3 separate regions of the Homo sapiens genome follow, and regions 1 and 3 are each linked to region 2. The links are chromatin loops, found by intact Hi-C in ENCODE. Cell type or tissue: K562. All regions are shown on one strand. Each heading gives the region's core, and the rest is flanking DNA. Links, peaks and the distances in the headings are about the cores only. Region 1 has its middle 32 kb from the start of USP12-DT. Region 2 holds the start of USP12-AS1 (USP12 antisense RNA 1). Region 3 has its middle 100 kb from the start of USP12-AS1.

The links. Hi-C counts contacts between places; a loop is a spot of excess contacts. Peaks named below come from ENCODE experiments on the same cell type or tissue, not always from the same donor. Only the 100,000 strongest peaks of a DNase experiment are listed, where the experiment ranks them.
Region 1: it touches region 2 in a loop (20-fold over the local background); 2 of 110 quality-filtered maps call a loop at or near these places.
Region 3: a loop joins it to region 2, with 2.2 times the contacts of the local background. A loop is called at or near these places in 2 of 110 quality-filtered maps.

What each region holds. Positions count from the first base shown.
Region 1 is chr13:27,201,603-27,207,897 of GRCh38, reverse strand. No RefSeq gene overlaps it. Among named protein-coding and RNA genes, the nearest start is that of USP12-DT, 32 kb to the right of the region's middle. In K562, for the core only: a CTCF peak has its summit at 3,823 (motif pointing right); no DNase peak of the experiment used is centred there.
Region 2 is chr13:27,122,444-27,128,738 of GRCh38, reverse strand. The region is part of intron 1 of USP12 (ubiquitin specific peptidase 12); the gene reads left to right. USP12-AS1 (USP12 antisense RNA 1) reads right to left here and starts at 3,206. Exons shown (of 3, transcript NR_046547.1): 1 at 3,163-3,206. RefSeq lists an enhancer at 2,416-2,915. In K562, for the core only: a CTCF peak has its summit at 2,514 (motif pointing left); a DNase peak (open chromatin) is centred at 2,594; H3K4me3 peaks cover 1,074 bases.
Region 3 is chr13:27,020,339-27,026,633 of GRCh38, reverse strand. No RefSeq gene overlaps it. Among named protein-coding and RNA genes, the nearest start is that of USP12-AS1, 100 kb to the left of the region's middle. In K562, for the core only: no CTCF peak of the experiment used is centred there; a DNase peak (open chromatin) is centred at 3,523; H3K27me3 peaks cover 468 bases.

The sequences.
Region 1 (6,295 bases), core at 926-5,925, 79 kb before region 2:
CTCTTCCTCTTCTTATAAAGCCACCAGTCCCACTCCTGTGCTAGTAACTCTTTAATCCATCAACCCATTAATCCATGAATAGATTAACCCATGAGGCCTCTGCCCTCAGGACCCAATCACCTCTTAAAGGCCTGACCTGTCAATATTGCCATACTGGGGACTCAGTTTCAACATGAGTTTTGAAAGGGACAAACATTCAATCCATAGTAACATGAGAGCTTTTCAAAGCCCTTCTTTGTTGAAGTATGTCCTTCTCCAGCCTCTTTTTTCCCAGGCTTTTTGTTTTTTCTATTGCTTGTGCAGCTGTTATCCTTTGCTACAGGTGGCAATAGCTAATACATTTGCCTTTAAATTTGTTTGACAAACACCACCCTGGAAGTAGCCTCAACTCTGGGGAAGCTCCAAGACAGGTAAAATACAGGTAAGCCCTTGAGCAGATCCTTCAGGAAGCTACCATATGGGTCAAAACACAGAACCACAATTCTTTAATTCTTTGAGAATAAGGTCTGTATTGTTCCCTCTGTTACCAGCAACCTGCAGCAGGAAAATGGGCTTCAGTTTTCAAGTCTGCAGCTGAGTTGGGAAGTTGCGGACAGTAACCAGGTAAGTTAAAATTCACAAAGCTCTGTTACTGACACTCAGCTTTTTTTTTTTTTATCATTAAGCTTTCCCCTGGTTGTTGTAACTTTTTTATTGGATTCTAAAGTTCTGAAAAAGTTCATTGTGATAATTTTTGCAAGCTTTTCATTGCTTTTGTGGAGACATAATGTTTTGGAGCTCTCTACTCTGCGATTTTCACTGATATCTGTCCAAAGGAGAGAGTGGGAGAGATGGATCTTATATCACTCCATAAAAGTGCAGCCTCTAGGCCAGATCCCATTAGATTTGGCTGGGAGTCTAGGATAATTAAACATTCACATACTCTGTAACCCAGAAATTTCACTAATATATATCCTACAACAACTTTTGCACATGTGCATAAAAGAAATTCATAAAGGCATTCATAGCAAGATTGAAACTTTGTATTCTACCTTCTTTTCTGAAAGCATTGGATACAAAGGTCTACGTCTCTGGCCCACTGCTGAAGTCACCTAGAATTTTAATTATATGGATAATTATTTGGCAGAGTGCTTAAGGAGAAATAAAAAAGGGTTTCAAAAAACTACTGATTTTTTTTTTTAAGAGAAATCTTGCTCTGTCACCCAGGCTAGAGTGCAGTGGCACGATCTTGGCTCACTGCAACCTCCACTTTCCGGGTTCAAGTGATTTTCCTGCCTCAGCCTCCTGAGTAGCTGGGATTACAGGTGTCTGCCACCACGCCTGGCTAATTTTTGTATCTTTAGTAGAGACGGGGTTTCACCATGTTGGCCAGGCTAGTCTTGAACTCCTGACCTCAAGTGATCCTCCCACCTTGGCCTCCCAAAGGCGAGAGCCACCGCACCTGGCCTCATTCCTTTTTTATTCTGGGTAATTTTAACATATCATCTGACTGACAAGCTACTGCTAATAAAATATAAACTGAAAATAGATTTTTTTCTTCCTTGTCTAGACTATTTAATTTTGTTCTTCTTTGCTATTGTCTAGTTCTAGAAAAAGCGCTTAGTGTGAAATTTGTGGGAAAGATGCTGTTCAGAGTTTAATTTCATTATGTAGTTAACCAATGAAAATCCAGCGGAAAAAAAAGGTAAACATTTTTAGGAGATGGTAAAAACTATTTAAAAAATGGAAAGTTCATAGACATAATTTTTCTGAAATAGAACATTCAGTCAATAGAGTTGAAAACTGAATAAATGAATACATGATTGAATGGTTGATTCAAATGCATCATTAATTAATTGGAAATAATTGACTGTGTCACTTGGTCCTAAAAATATTCCTCTAAGAAATCATTAGCATTATCTGGAAAACTTTAAAAAGTGATACCCAAAGCCCAGTTTAATTGAATCAGAATCTCTGGAGGAAGGGCTTAGCCATTATTATTATTATTTTTTTTTTTTCTGAGATGGAGTTTCACTCTTGTTGCCCAGGCTTGAGTGCAATGGTGCGATCTCAGTTCACTGCAACCTCCACCTCCCAGGTTTAAGTGATTCTTCTGCCTCAGCCTCCCGAGTAGCTGGGGTTACAGGCGCATGCCACCGTACCTGGCTAATTTTTGTATTTGTTGTAGAGATGAGGTTTCACCATGTTGTTGCACAGGCTGGTCTCGAACTCCTGAGCTCAAGTGATCCGCCTGCCTCTGCCTCCCAAAGGGCAGAGATTACAGGCATGAGCCACTGCACATGGCCCTTTTAGACCTCTTTTAATCTTTGGGTTTCTTCAAAACCATTTGCTTCCCTTGCAATTTATTTTTGGGATAAACCAGTTGATACTGTAGGGCTTCCCACAGTTTAGATTTTGCTGATTATAACTTTATGGTGTTATTTAACATGTTCCTTTGTCCCCTCTATTCCGCATAGATTGTTCGTCTGGTAAGGATATAATAAACTTATTAAATGTTAGCCCATTGTGTCATTCCTCCTTAGTAGGGGTTAAGAATTATGCTGCCTTCAGGAAGGGGTCTGCATGTTGAGGTTGCCCAGGTCTGAGTGCAACTAGGATATACAATGGGAGTTGAGATCATCATTGTGGGGCAGGATAGTGTAGAAAATGGCAGGGAAGCTGCTCTTTGCCTCACCTCCTCACAGCCTCTGTTCTTGACATCTGCCTCTCTCTTAGAGTGGTGTGGAACATGTCTCTTCTCTGAACTCCCTCTCCTTTAGTCCTGTCACACTGAAGACATTGCTGGAGGCATTTCTGCCACCTGGGTGAATCAAAGAACCAACTAATTTGTGAGGATGTGTAGAGGAGGCATTCCTAACTTTCCACTTATCTGTTAAGACCCAGTTGAAATCTTTCATCTTGGAGCGGGGGACAGTGATCCTGTTCCCCCGTGCCCACCCCCATCTGGAAGCACAGCTGATCACTTTCTCCTTGGTAGAACAGCATGCCTCACATATACCCCTGTTATGCATTTTGTTACATGTCATTTGAATTATGTATCTCTCTACGTAATTGTTTCAACTATAAGATGCACAAATTCCTTGAGGTTGAGAACCAGGTCTTCTTTATTTTTTTAACCCCAGGGCCATGCACAGGCCCTGGTTGTATCTGGCACGTTCCTGGCAGGAAGCAGATGATGCCTTCAAACTGGGTAATCAAGGGCAGTTTAACAATATTATAGGCCATGTGCATTGCTTACGCCTGTAATCCCGGCACTTTCGGAGGCTGAGGCAGGAGGATCACTTGAGCCCAGGAGTTCCAGGCTGCAGTGAGCTGTGATCATGCCACTGCACTCCAGCCTGGGTGACAGAGTGAGACCTTGTCTCAAAAAAAAGAAAAACAGAAAACCCCAAAGGTACTATTACAAAAGTGTAGGCAGGGTTCTGTGAAAGTAACAGGGAATGGTGTGGTATACCCAAGTTAATAACGGAATGGTGGAGGGGCAAATGGAGAGAATGGTCACCAAAACCCAGGGAAAAGCTTTTAGTAGAGGACACAGTCAATCCGTAGTGACCCAGCAAGGGAGGAATTGGAAATAGTGACCTCAACTTCGTTTTTCTCCATCCTTTGATCTCCTGCCCATGTTTTCTATTGGCTGAATCTAACCAGAATGCAGAGGGCAAGAGAGCCCATTGCTGCGGTCCATACAGGTCTGCCTCCCTGGTCTGAAGACAGCTAGATGGGGCAAATGGAAGTTATCCAGTATGGGATCCCCTCAAGCATTCACCCTTATCCTTTTGCCAGGTGAAATACTTATGTTCCCAGCAGAGGGCACCCACAAAATTCCTATTAACTGCTGTACCATTGCATGATGACTTCAATTCAGTCATAGTCTAACCTCGAGTCTAAAATGGTAGCCATTGCCAGTGCCCATCATTGAAGGTATGAAGGAGGGGGAGATTCAAGGAGACTGGAGTGAGGGGGCAATTAAAATAATTACAATGAAATGTAACTCTGACTGAGCACATTTCTGGAACAAGTCATGGAGGCCACGCTGATAATCATAGCTTCCTTCTTCCACCACCCATTACCTCCTTCGGGCTGAGTGGGGTTTGTTACTTGGCAGGGTGATCCATACCTTCATCTGTGATCTGAGTCCTCGGTGAACCTGCCTCTCTGGGTTGCACCACTTTCCACCGACTGCTAGAATAAGAGATGCCTCAGTGAATCTCTTGGATGAGTCTCTCCTGTCGGGTAGCTGCAAAGGAATTTCCTTCTAGTCAATGGAGACAGCCAATACAGTGACTGCTTTCTCTGCCTTTTGGTTTAGCAGCATGAGGAGGCTCAGATGGCTTAGGGTCACACTCAGTTTCAACTTCCAATTGGATGTTACTTTGTGTTCCTTGATGGAAGTATTTCTTCTAGGTCAGCCACTGAGCCCAAGGTCAAACAAAAAGCAAGAATTCTTTCCATGGTGAATTAGTGTAATAGTGCGAAGAACCACTCCTGCCTCCACCCCTCGGTTCCCAGGCTGATGCAATCTGATTACGGGGGAGGTGGCATCCTGGGCTGCTGCTGGTTTGAGGCAGTTACTGCATCTTATAGGAAAGCACCCCACCCTGCCAGGCATTGCCCCTCAGCTGTCACTGTGTCTGTGTCTTCAGCAGGCCATTCCACCATCCAATTAATCCATTTATTTATTTATTTATTTAGATGGCGTCTCACTCTGTCACCCAGGCTGGAGTGCAGTGGCTCGATCTTGTTTCACTGCAACCTCTGTCTCCCAGGTTCAAGCGATTCTTCTGCCTCAGCCTCTCAGGTAGCTGGGACTACAGGTGCATGCCACCATGCCTAGCTAATTTTTGTATTTTTAGTAGAGATGGGGTTTCACCATATTGGCCAGGCTGGTCTCAAACTCCTGACCTTGTGATCTGCCCGCCTCGGCCTCCCAAAGTGCTGGGATTACAGGCATGAGCCACCGCGCCTGGCCCAATTAATCCATATTTTTCTAGGGAATGAATCGTGATAAAACCAGTGAATTCCATGGTTATGAGCCCGCTGTCACATTGCCACCTCTGAAAAGTGTATCCCTTGCAGGGAGATGTTTGAGTTTTGACACCATTTGGGATAGACAAGACATTCTTTAAGTCCATGAACTTTGGTGCTGGCAGACATACTGGGGACAGGAAAGGCAAATCCATACTTGGAGCAAATATTTGTCTCTGTGAGGCTAATTCTGCCTCCTACCTGATGAAAGGGATCCAAAGTTATCTACCTGCAATCAGATGTCTTTGCTGGGTCTCTTTAAGGAACGGTGCCATTTTAGGGTCTTAGTGTTGATCTGCTGTGGCCGATTGGACATTGAGTTCTGGCAGAGGCCAGATCAGTCTTGGTGAGAGTGTGCTACTGAGCCCATGCATAGCGTCCATCCCTGCCATATGTGTGCTTTGTTCATGGGCCAATTAAGCAAGTACGTGGGAAGTGAGGGAAAGAGACTGATAGATATCCACAGATTGGATCATCTTGACCACATGATTATTGTTAGAAACAGAATTGTGGCCCCCAAATTCATATAGTGAAGCCCTAATTCCCCCATGTGACTGTATTTGGAGACAGGAGATAATTGAGATCATAAGGGTTGAGGCCTAATCTCATAGGATCGCTGTCCTTATAAGAAGTGGAAGAAACATCAGAGAGCTCTCCCTCTCCACACACACAGAGGAAAGGCCACATGGGGACAAGAGAGGGCAACTGTCTACAAATCTGGAAGAGAGACTTCAGAAGAAACCAGCACTGATGGCATCTGATCTTGGACTTCCAGCCTCTGGATCTGTAAGAAAATACATGTCTATTGTTTATGCCATCCAGGCTGTGGCACTTTGTTAGGGCAGCCCAATGACCAAAAGGATTAATGAGAGGCTCCTTCACAGTGGATGCTGTGGGGGACATTTACATGGTATAAAAACATCCTCACATTCTGTGCATAGTCCACACACCTCTCCCCCAGCCCTCCATGTCACCAAATATGCAGTTTACTCTTTCCCAAGTTGCTGACTAATCTGATGAATCTGTCAATGACTAACCATGGATTAGAGGGTCATTGCTCAGACTATCTTCCCTTTCATGCAAATAAACCAGACCTAATGCCCGAAGCCCACTGGAAAGATTGTCTTTCACCCCTCTCTTTCTGGCCATTCCTGGGTGGGGTATAGTTCAACACCTCATCATTTCTGGCTGGTTCCATCTTACCATGAAGATCCATTAATAAAGCTGACCCACACCTTTCCCTCCTCTATTTAGTGGGGGCAGGGAACTC
Region 2 (6,295 bases), core at 587-5,586:
TGAAGGGTACGCAGGGTGGCAATCCAGGGATCCTTGCTTTTTATAGAGCTGAAACATTATTTGGTGGAATAGATATAGAAATTATCAAGAATATGGTAGAAAGAGCTTGATGAAACATTCTTGTAATTTGTTCACCAAAGTGGGTGAATCCCTGCATTGAAGACAATGTGAAGATGCTGAAAAAACACATCTTGCCCACCCTTTTTGCCTTAGGTAAGGTGCCAGTTACGGAGTTCAGATATAGTTATGTTTTAAATGTTAGCTATCCATGAGAGTATTTTATTAATTTTTTGAAAGTTTTTTGTATTGTTAGGAAAGTAGGATCTGTAAAGTTTCATCGTGCACTCAAGTATGTTCTTATGCTGAGTTTGGTCATATTTGAGAATTTTCCTTTTGATGTTATTGTTAAGCCAAATGTGAAGGCTTGACAGAGTGGTTCTTGGAAAAGCCAGTATTATTACTACTGTTACTTCTAACAGAGATGAAGTAATGAGATTTCTTTCATTAGCTCATTGTCTCATTGTGAACATTTACAGATCAAAAGCTTGTTTTTCGTTCGTTTATTTTTTTGGCATCCAGTGATCTTATATTTCCATATCTTGACTGAGTTAAAAGACTTAAGGTAAATCCGAATCTTCTTTTGTTCTCTCTAAATATTCTCTATAACACATTTAGCCATGAATTATGTGGTGAAACTTTTCATTGAAAATACTGAATAAAATAATCGGAATACTGTGCTTTTTGACATGTCTAATAGGAACATTGAGTTTCTAGTGGACGTTTGAACTTTTGAAAGTTAAAATTACATGCCTGTTGGTTTTGGCTTAGTTATTTAGCAGTGAATTATAATATTGATTCAGATATGTAACTTGTTTTTTATTACATAAGTGGAGTCCTCTGAGTAAATTTAAATTTGCAGTTACTTGCGCAGTGATTAATCATAGAATTGGATTTTTTCTGAAGAGATGAGAAATTTAGATGTTTAATATGTTACATATGTGCTTCTGTGGTGGCAGTTGAAGGAGAAAGTAAACTACTTTTAATTTCTTCTGGGAAGAAATTCAGTTTTTGAGAACTTGCCAGAAATCTTCCCTATCAGGTTGAAGATTTTTAGGAGGGATATGGAGGGTAGGTGGGAGAATGGGATGTATACACAAACATAAACACTACTGGACGGCAAAATTATATTGTTTCTCTTTCTTCCTGCAATGGAACAAATGGTTTTCAGAAGACCTGTGATAGGAATAGAGGCAAAGGCCCTTTGATCATGTGATTATTAGAGCTTGATAACTGGTTGTACAATATTTCATTTCTCTCAGACTTAGCAACATGTTCTGACTTCTCCATTAGTGTTGGCAGCTGAACCTCTCTGTTCCCTTTTATGTCATTGGTACCATATATCTTACTGAGGGTCACTTTGCTTTGTGCCGATTTCTGATTTTAAGCCTTTTGCAAGCTTCTGCCATGTGTACCACAATGGTGCAATGCCAGTTTTAGGTCTAGACCCTTCTACTTTTTATGGTGCACATTTTAACTTTGATGGGATAGTTAAAAACTATGAGATTTCTTTCAGTAGCTCATTGTCTCATTGTGAACATTTACAGATCAAAAGCTTGTTTTTTGTTTTAACATAGAGGAGGCCACTAGAGGAGGAAGTATAGACCAAGACTCTTAGGATGACTGCAGATCAGTGCAGAACCCCCAGATACTTTCCCTCCCAGCCACAGAAATTGTGTCAGGACTGTGTTTTTTGAAAGACTCATCTGAAGGAAGGAGTAATAGATGGCATTGTAGTTGGGATGGAGGAAGATGGGCAAAGGAAGTTTGCTTTGTGCCTGTTGTGCCAGGCATTGTTCTGAACATCTTCTATACATTTTTCACAGAAACAAGCCATGTTGCAAGTCTTGTTTGCCCTTTTTTGCAGATTAGTAATTTGGAGCTCAAATGTTTAGAACAAATATTTGTTCTAAATTTAAACTTTGGTAACTCTACAGTAGTGCTGCTATTTTAGAATTGTAGCATTTTGGGTTTGCAATAGGTGCTACAAATCTGGTCTCCTGTCTTGCTGATGAGAAAACTGAGGCAGTGTTTTATTGCAGTGGCTCAGTAGTTTAGTTTATATTAGAATGGGGACACGAATGCAGCCTCCTGGTTTGAAGGCTGTCACCCAGTCCCCTGCCCAGCCTGCGGTTGGAACGTTTAAATGCCTACTCTTTGTAGTTCAGGGTTTTCATTGTACCAACATGAAAAGCTATAATGAAAATACCCCTAAAGAAAGAGTCAAAGCCTGGCTTGTTTAGTTCCATCTGTTTGTGCTATTCCTTTCTGTTTGTTTGTTTTCCTTCTCACAGGCCCCTCAGCTGCAGGTCTGTTGGAGTTTGCTGGAGGTCCACTCCAGACCCTGTTTGCCTGGGTATCACCAGCAGAGGCTGCAGAACAGCAAATATTGCTGCCTGATCCTTCCTCTGGAAGCTTTGTCCCAGGGGGCACCAGCCTGTATGAGGTGTCTGTCGGCCCCTACTGGGAGGTGTCTCCCAGTCAGGCTGCACTCCCAGTCAGGGACCCACTTGAGGAGGCAGTCTGTCTGTTATCAGAGCTCGAAACACCATGCTGGGAGAACCACTGGTCTCTTAGACCTGTCAGGCAGGGACGTTTACGTCTGCAGAAGCTGTCTGCTGCCTTTTGTTCAGATATGCCCTGCCCCCAGAGGTGGAATCTAGAGAGGCAGTAGGCCTTGCTGAGCTGTGGTGGGCTCCGCCCAGTTCAAGCTTCCCTGCTGCTTTATGCTGTAAGCACAGAACCACCTACTCAAGCCTCAGCAATGGCGGACGCCCCTCCCCCTGCCAAGCTCCAGCGTCCCAGGTCAATCTCAAACTGCTGTGCTAGCAGCGAGCAAGGCTCCCTGGGCGTGGGACCCATAAGCCAGGCACGGGAGGGAGTCTCCTGGTCTGCCGGTTGCAAAGACCGTCAGAAAAGCACAGTATTTGGGCAGTAGTGTACCCTTCCTCCAGGTACAGTCACTCACAGCTTCACTTGGCTAGGAAAGGGAAATCCCTTGACCCCTTGCGCTTCCCGGGTGAGGGGACGCCCCACCCTGCTTCCGCTCACCCTCCGTGGACTGTACCCACTGTCCAGCCAGTCCCAATGAGATGAACCAGGTACCTCAGATGGAAATGCAGAAATCACCCGCCTTCTGCATCGATCTCGCAGGGAGCTGTAGACCGGAGCTGTTCCTATTCGGCCATCTTGGAAGCAACTCTCAGTTCCATCTGTTTGTGAAGCCTTTCCAAGTTCTCCAGCACTCAGTGTTGTTCCTGTCCAGACTTGCTATAGTACATCCTGTGTTGTGACATAGTTTTGACACTTATTCTCTTATCTCTACATCTTTAAATTTATTTTTAAATGGATTTTTATTTATATGTAATCATGAAAAGCTAATTTTTATTCACTCTCTACTCCCCAGTTGAATTATGATTTTGAAATTTTTCTTATGCTTTTGTATATAAAATTTAAAAAATTTCAACTTAGAGTGATAAATAATATGAAACCCAATACATACATACATACTTACATATTGAAACAAAAGTTTCAGAAGACTTTGTTTACTCCTAATAAAGATGTGTGTCTGATCTGTTTTACTGAAAAAGAAGATGGTAGTGGTCCACTGCAAAGACCTCACCACTCACTAATGGGTGTCACACTTTAAAAGTCATGTTCTCCAGTTACTAGCACAGGGCTAGAGAGAACACAGGTAGTCAGATACTGAATTTCACATAACCCAAGGCCTACTACTTTGATACTCTTTTTATGATTCCTCAAACTCATTGTATAATGTGTTTTGTCATAAATATTCTCATTGCCTTTGATTCAGTTTCTGGGCACATGGTGTTTTCTAGAACAGGTATGAGGGTTAAGCCTTCTCTTTGACTCTTCGCCCTTTCTCATTTATGAGATGAACTTGTTTCACCTTTATACTTTGGATTCATCTTTTTACAGCTCACATTCACTTCTTTGTTGTGTTTATACCTTCACACCGTCACATGGGCTGCTTCCTGTGCCTCCAGAACTTTTCTTATTTTACCAGGTCACGTGCTTTTCCCACCTCTGGGAAGCTTTTCCTGCCTGATTTGGCGGTTCTCCTTTGTGTACTGACCTGATCTAACTTAAAATGATACATGCTGCATTCTAAAATATGACTTGAAACATGAAACTGGAACAGTGTATTGAATTTTCTCTTTATTTATATTAAAGTTGTGTGGAAACTAATAGTTTGGCTATTTAAATACATTTTCCAAATGATAGATGCACATTCTTTTATGTTTTCATCATTTTTAATTTCTTGGTAAGGTGTATTGTTCTCTACTTTATAAAATAGTATATACTGAATATAACTTTTCAAAATGACATATCCTCATAGACACCATTTTTTAGCCATAATCTGGTTTTAGATGTAGATATTGTGGGCCAGGAGATTTTTAAGTTAAGGAATTACATTAATTCCAGATTGAATTGTTTTCTTGAAAACATTCCTGGTTGTTAGTTTACTTTTGTGTGATTTTTATCTTTTTCATAATGGCAGAGTGAAAGGAGTGAAAGGTAGTTAGTTGTATGTTTTCCATGATTGACTATGTAAAAATTATTTAATTGCAGGATAGCCATCTCCCAGATTATTTTTTTCCTATTTGCAGATATTTTTGGGTTGCTCACACATTTAATATATAGTTACTTTTATATTATCAAAATAATAGGTCAAAGGTATCTTTGTAATTTCAACCTATTATTATTTCACTTGGATGGTGATTTCTGGGTGTGAAAAGGACAAGACCTCATCTTTTCAAGAATTCATACTAGGTAAGTTAAAGGAGATACTTGCCCCATTGCCTATGTATTAGTCCATTTTCATACTGTTGTGAAGAAATACCTGAGACTGGGTAATTTATAAAGAAAAAGAGGTTTAATGGACTCTCATTTCCACATGGCTGGGGAGGCCTCAAAATCATAGTGGAATGCAGAAGATCAGCAAAGGCATGTCTTACATGGCGGCAGGCAAGAGAGCGTGTGCAGGGGAACTGCCCTTTGTAAAATCATCAGATCTCATGAGACTTATTCACTATCACAAGAAGAGCATGGGAAGACCCATGCCTTTGATTCAGTTACCTCCTACTGGGTCTCTGCCACGACACGTGGGAATTATGAGAGCTACAATTCAAGATGAGATTTGGGTGGGGACACAGCCAAACTATATCAGCCTACAAATTCTTAGTATTGGATGGCTATTGTTGAGGATATGATGCTATTTCCTAACTCATTCAGGACTTTGTTAATGTTTGACTTTTAATAGACTATCCAACATTGTATATTTAATGTTTTAATGAAATTGGAAGAGCTGATAAATTCATATGTTGCTAAAAATGTGGGGATGGAAGGTACTATAGACAGAAGTTTTACATCTGAGGAAACTGAGGTCTGGAAAGAATGATTTGTTACAGGTCATTTATAATTTAATGTCATGGCCAAGACCAGACTCAAGTCTGTAGCTTTGCTAGTTCAATGATACTTGTAGTATACCATGGTCTCTCTACAGCAGTTCTGTAATGAATCCATTCTCCCATGAAATCTTCTCTGTAAAATATTTTTTTTTTTTTTTGAGATGGACTCTCACTCTGTCATCCAGGCTGGAGTGCAGTGGTGCGATCTCGGCTCACTGCAAGCTCCGCCTCCCAGGTTCACGCCATTCTCCTGCCTCAGCCTCCCAAGTAGCTGGGACTAGGCGCCTGCCACCAGGCCTGGCTAATTTTTTTGTATTTTTAGTAGAGACGGGGTTTCACCATGTTAGCCAGGATGGTCTCAATCTCCTGACCTCTTGATCTGCCTGCCTCGGCCTCCCAAAGTGCTGGGATTACAGACATGAGCCACCGCGCCTGGCCACGTTTCCTGTTTTTAACGAAACTTGAGTTTTCATTAATAACCTTACATTGACAGGAATATTGGCTAAAAAGTACTATCTGATATTAACCTTGTTTAGTTCTTAAGCACACCCATTAAAATTTTTTTACTTAAATATTTATTTATTTATTTATTTATTTTGAGATGGGGTCTCACTCTGTCATCCAGGCTGGGGTGTAGTGGCACACTCCCGGCTCACTGCAGCTTCCACTTCCCAGGCTCATGTGAACCTTGCATCTCAGTCTCCCAAGTAGTTGGGACTACAGGTGCATGCCACCATGCCTGGCTAGTTTTTTGTATTTTCGGTAAAGATGGGGTGTATTAGTCCGTTTCCACACTGCCAATAAAG
Region 3 (6,295 bases), core at 773-5,772, 100 kb after region 2:
TGCAGTTCTGGAGGCCAGAAGTCTGCAATCGAGGTGTTGGTTGGCTGCACTCCCTCTGAAGGGCTGCCTCTGTGGCCACATCACCTTCTCCTCTTCCTGTTAACGCTCCCTGTACCTCACTTTTTCTTTTTTTAGAGACAGGATTTTGCTGCGTTGCCCAGGCTGGTCTCGAACTCCTGGACTCAAGCGATTCTCCTGCCTCAGCCTCCTGAGTGGAGGTACCTGAGGACTACAGGTACGCACCACTACATCTGGTAACCTCCTTCTTATAAGGATGCTTGTGATGACATTTAGGGCCCACTGGATAACCCAGGATGATCTCCTTATTGCAAGGTCCTTAACTTGATCACACACCTGCAAAGAACTTTTCTCCAACTAAGGTAACATTTAAAGTTTCCCGCGATTCGGACCTGCAGTCCTGGGGGCTGTTATTCAGTCTGTTACCACTGTGAAGAAGGGAGGCGAGGGGTGGGATCCTCCATGTGGGTGGAAGCGTGGAGCTGGGCAGGAGGAGGGACCCTGTCCACTGTTAGAAGAGGAGTTGCAAGGATGGGTGGAAATGCAGACAAGTTCAGAACAGGAGCTGGGGGTGCAGAGTTGGCGGGGAGAACTGGTAGGAAAGGGCTCAGAAGAAGATTTAAGACTGTGCGAAATCACTTTTTTTTTTGGACAGAGTCTCGCTCTGTCACCCAGGCTGGAGTGCAGTGGCAAGATCTTGGCTCACTGCAACCTCCGCCTCCCGGGTCCAAGCGATTCTCCAGCCTCAGCCTCCCGAGTAGCTGGGATTACAGGCATGCACCACTGTGCCCGGATACATTTTGTATTTTTTTAGTAGAGATGGGGTTTCACCAAGTTGGCCAGGCTGGTCTTGAACTCCTGACCTCAGGTGATCTGTCCGCCTCGGCCTCCCAAAGTGCTAGGATTACAGGCGTGAGCCACCGTGCCCGGCCATGAAATAACTTCTGAGAGAATTAGAAGTGACTGTTGATGGGGAGGAGAACTTCCAGGCAGTGCGAGGGCCACTTGTAGCTGGAGGCCATGGATTGGTGGTGGCACCAAACCCATGCTAGGGAGACATTCTCTGATAGTTTAAGCAACCTGGGTGTGCATGTGTGTGTGAACATAAGGCAGAGAGCTGACTCTATTCTGAGTCCCGGTTTAGCAGGGCAGGTTTGCAGGGAGGATACAGCAGGATCAAGGGTGCTGGAGCAAGTATGGTTTAAATGATGGCACAGCAATGGTTTAGGCTGCACAGGACGGTAGGAAATACAGGGAGGAGTCCAGACTGACTAAGGGACTGGCCATCTCGGAGCTGTCAAAGAGCAAGTATAGTGGCTGTTGCTGGAATGACAGAGTTAAAGTTCCAGAATTGCCAGAGCTCGGGGTGATGAGCCAGGGGCCTGGGTCTGCTTGTGATGTCCGCAGCTGAGAAGAAAGGGGGTAAAGAGCTCTGGGGCAGCCTGTGAGATGGGCCACCCAAGTGGTAGATGAAATCTTCCAGGACCACCCCAGGACTTACAGAAGGAGGGAGAACAGGCATCAGGACCCGTGGCCTTCTGGTGAACACAGAACAGACCCGTCTCGAGGTTTCAAACCTAACTTTGGTTTCTTCAACGCAGACCTCTGCCGAGGCCCCAGATGGTAGGGGAAGTTAGCATTTGTGTCAGCTGCTGTTCCATATCGGGCGGCAGTTTGTTCTATGTTAAAAGAGGTAGCTAAAGGTTAGCACAAGCCCATGGCTGGCAGTTTCAGAACAAAGGAAGAAGACGTGGTCTATTCAGCACTTCCAGCCTGATGTATGGTTCTGTTGTGTAGGATAGACATTTATTTGCATAAGGGCAGGTCTTTGCCCAAGAGGTCTGCTGAGCTTAGTCTGGGTAGCTGATGGGAGCCCCAGTAGCCAAGGTGAGAATAAACACAAGGCGAGGGGCTGGCAATGGATGACTGGGGAGCAGCCCTCTGGATCTCTGGGCTGACCGGCCAGAGAACCTCCCTTATGACTGTCTGGGCTGGGTTTACCCTCCAGCAGCAAACCTGCTATGGGGAGAGTCAGAAACTGCAAACAAGGGAGGGCCTCGAACCCTGTAGTACAAGGTGGTCATGTTCTAGAGGTGATGTTTGACTCTCAGAATTCATATTATATACGAAGTAAATTAAAACATAGAAATAAGCACAAAGTATCAAGGCAATGATTTCTTAAAACACATACGTCTTTAACCATTATTGCATATTTTGCCTTAGAGTTTGCAGAGTCCTCTTTCCAAAATTAACAGGGTGAGGTTTCAAGTTCTTCTTTTATAGCATATTTGGTCACATCTAATTTCTGCTCCAAAGTTAATGATTCCAAGCAAAGTTTATACCACTTGCACATAGTGAATACTTGGATGACATTTTTATAGGTTCTGAAAATACTTTAAATTATAATGTTAGTGAATGATAAAATAATAGCACACTCATCATCCAGATTGCTCTAAGGGCTTCTGAGGTTCAAGCACAGCCTGGCTCAGGGTGAGATAAGCCCAGGGATTTCAGCTAAAACGGGGCCACCTTGGATAACAGCATATGCACTACTTATAATCACCTTCCCACCAGCTTTGAAATGGTGTGATTTTGATGAATTCTTACAACCTGGAAACATTGAATTATCAGATTTTGCAAACCAAGTGAGGCTTTATTCATGTTTTATGTGGCACCATCTCAACTTTGCATGATTCACATTAGCATGAAATGTATCCTTTTAGTCATCCAATCTTTTTGCAGCACCTTCTGGGCCCCAGGCCCTATTTTGTAGGTGCTGGAGATTCAGCAGTGAACAAAACAAAGCCCTCACCCCCGAGGACTTTATAGTCTAACGGAGAGACTGAAAATAAACAAATAATAGATACATAATGTGATGTCAGCTAAGGGTAAGTTCTGTGAATAAAAGTAAAGCATGAAAAGGGACAAAGGAGGCTAGACGAGAGGTGCTCTTTCAGGTAGGGCACCAGAGGGAGCTATGCAGATATTGGAGGGAGAGCATTCTAGACAGAGGGTGCAGCACGCAACAGGTGCATCACTGTGACTAATTAGCTTATAAAGGACAAGGTCTGGCGTTGACATAGAAGGTGGATTAAACCCACCGGCTATGGCATCAAAGCCCAGTTTTGGCCAGGCAGAGTAGCTCTCGCCTATAATCCCAATACTTTGGGAGGCTGAGGCGGGAGAATCACTTGAGGCCAGGAGTTAGAGACCAGCCTGGGCAACAGAGCAAGACCTCATCTCTACAAAAAAATAGACATAAATTTTAAAAATGAGGGAGGATTGCTTGAGCCCAGAGTTGGAGGCTTCAGTGAGCTATGATCGTGCCACTGCACTCTAGCCTGGTGACAGAACAAGACTCTGTCTCAAGAAAACAAACTAAAAAAACCCCAGCTCTACCTCCTACTGTGTGTCTTCAGGGAAGTAATGTAATTAATCATTCCAAGTCTGTTTGTTTATCTGTTGAGTCAGGATGATAGTAACACTTGGTTCATGGGGTTGTGGCCTTATCTTTGGCCCTAAGATGTAGGATGTGCCTCAAACAAGAGGGCTGCCACTGTTAGTATTATAATCACCAGGAATAATAAGCCCTTTGAAAGCAACATTTGTGTGGTTGCTACTGTCAACGCATGGAACTTGGGCAGAGTACCGAGGCTTGTTTCTGCTGGTAAATGTCTCCAAAATGTAAACACATCTGTGGATGTTCAAACACACTCCCTCCCCTCCTGACAAGTGCTGGTCAGGGCCCAGGGCAAGAGAGCTCAGCTCAGAGCAGCCAGGGAGAGTGGAGATTGAAGTGTAAACAGGACCTCGGTGTAAGAGGATGTGTTCACTGCTTTCCCGTGCAGACCCCTCACCAACTGCGTCTCCGGCTGACAAAATGAATCCTCCCTAAGCACTGCTGCTGTGACAGGCAGAGCCCATGGCACTGTGCACAGAGCCAGGCCAGGCCTACGTGGCAGCTACTGACTCACCACTGCAGGTGCTATCTGTAGAGCTGGCCGGGGGCTGCCTCCTCACAGCTCCTAGATGTCCAAATGCCCTGAACCTTTAGCCTGGCCTGAGGTGACCAGAGCCATTGGGTAGAGCACCTACTGAGTACAAAGCCGGGAACTATGGTTGGCAAAAGGGAGAACTTAGGTTTCCACACATCTAAAATGCAAGAACTCATTCTTATCTGATTCCTGTTAGCACATGCCAGCTGTGTTATAATTGCCTGTTAGCTTTCCTGTCTCTCTCATCAGAGTGCGAGCTCCTTGAGGGCAGAAACTACACTCTTGTGTCCCTAATGCCAAAAGCCTAATAGACGTTTAAGAATGAGTAAATGGATGAATGGCTCAGATGTCATGAAAAGAATTCACAATAATCATTGGCCTTAATATGACTGTGTATTTATTTTGCACTTTATAGTTTACGATTTATAGATCATGTTCTTATTTATTTTATTTTATTTTATTATTTTATTTTATTTTTTTGAGACAGAGTCTCACTCTGTCACCCAGGCTGGAGCGCAGTGCTGCGATCTCGGCTCACTGCAACCTCTGCCTCCCAGGTTCAAGCGATTCTCCTGCCTCAGCCTCCCGAGTAGCTGGGATTACAGGTGCCCGCCACCATGCCTGGCTAATTTTTGTATTATTAGTAGAGATGGGGTTTCACCATGTTGGCCAGGCTGGTCTCAAACTCCTGACTTCAAGTGATCCGCTCACCTCGGCCCCGCAAAGTGTTGGGATTACGGGAGTGAGCCACCTCACCTGGCCTTACAATTTACAGAATGCTTTCAATTAAATTATCACACTTGACCTTCACCCCTGACCTGTGAGGTCGGTGTTATTGCTCCTCTCAAAGATGAAGGCACTGAGGCCCAGAGGCCATATTAATAAATTTAGTTAGATAATTGATGGTGGAATGGGTGGGGTCCCTTCCACTAAACCATACAGCCCGATGACAATGAACAAAGAAGGGCTTTACAAAGACATGGCTTTATCCACTCACCCACCCATCCCTTCATTTATTTATTCACCAGCATTTAATATACTAAGCACTTTCTTTAAACATATTTTGGTAGCAGCACAAAGGAGTGGAATGAGCTCAAGTCCTGGGATCATCCTGGGTTTGCGTCCAGGCCCCTTTAGTTCCCAGCAGGGTGCTCTTGGGAACCTAAGCACCTCTCTGAGCCTCAGCTTCATCACAGGTCACGCAGCCAACACAGTCTTACCTAGCGAGGCCATGAGGAGTAGGATGCAGCCCCTTGGTTTCCAGCTAGGGAGCATTGATCTAGTTAAGGAGAAAAACACAAAAACGCATCATTGTAACTAGTGTGGTCCATGCTAGAATGGAGTTAAACTCCACTCGCTAGAAGAGTCAGGGAAGTTTCCAGAGGGAGCTTAACGCAAGCGTCATCAGGCAGATCCAGGAAAGGAAAAATCATTCCCAGGAGAGGAAATGCCTGTCCTGGATTGAGTTTAATTTTGTTTTTTGTTTTTGTTTTTGTTTTTTGTTTTAGACGGAGTCTCACTCTGTCACCCAGGCTGGAGTGCAGTGGCGTGATATTTGCTCACTGAAACCTCCACCCCCTGGGTTCAAGCGATTCTCCTGCCTCAGCCTCCCTAGTAGCTGGGATTATAAGCCTGAGCCACTGCACCCGGCTGGATTCACTTTAGATCAGCAGTCCCCAACCTTTTTGGAAGCAGGGACCGGTTTCATGAAAGACATTTTTTCCAGGGTCTGGGGAACAGGGGTGGGAGACGGTTTTGGGATGAAACTGTTCCACCTCAGATCATCGGGCATTAGATTCTCATAAGGAGCGCACACCTAGATCCCTTGCAACCTAGATCCCTCACATGTGTAGTCCACAATAGGGTTCACGCTCCTGTGAGAATCTAATGATGTGGCTGATCTGACAGGAGGCGGAGTTCAGGCAGTGATGCAAGCGATGGGGAGCCGCTGTAAATACAGAAGAAGCTTCCCTAGCTCTCTAGCTCACAGGCCCCTCACGTCTTTCTGGGTAGCCCGGTTCCTAACAGGCCATGCTCCACCCAGTCTGTGGCCCTGGGGCTGGGACCCCTGTTTTAGATGACATTAAACATTTTTATGAACACCTTTCTAAAACTGATTTCAGATTTCAGATTTCCTTTGAATTATTCTAGAATACAAAAAGCAACTTTGCCTCGTGCCCTCACATCTTCTCCATGAATCCCTTCAGGCCTCGGGAGGGCTGCTTGCCCTGCACTGAGCCGTGGCTGCCCTCCTTCCTCTCCGCCACCTCACTTTCCCTTGC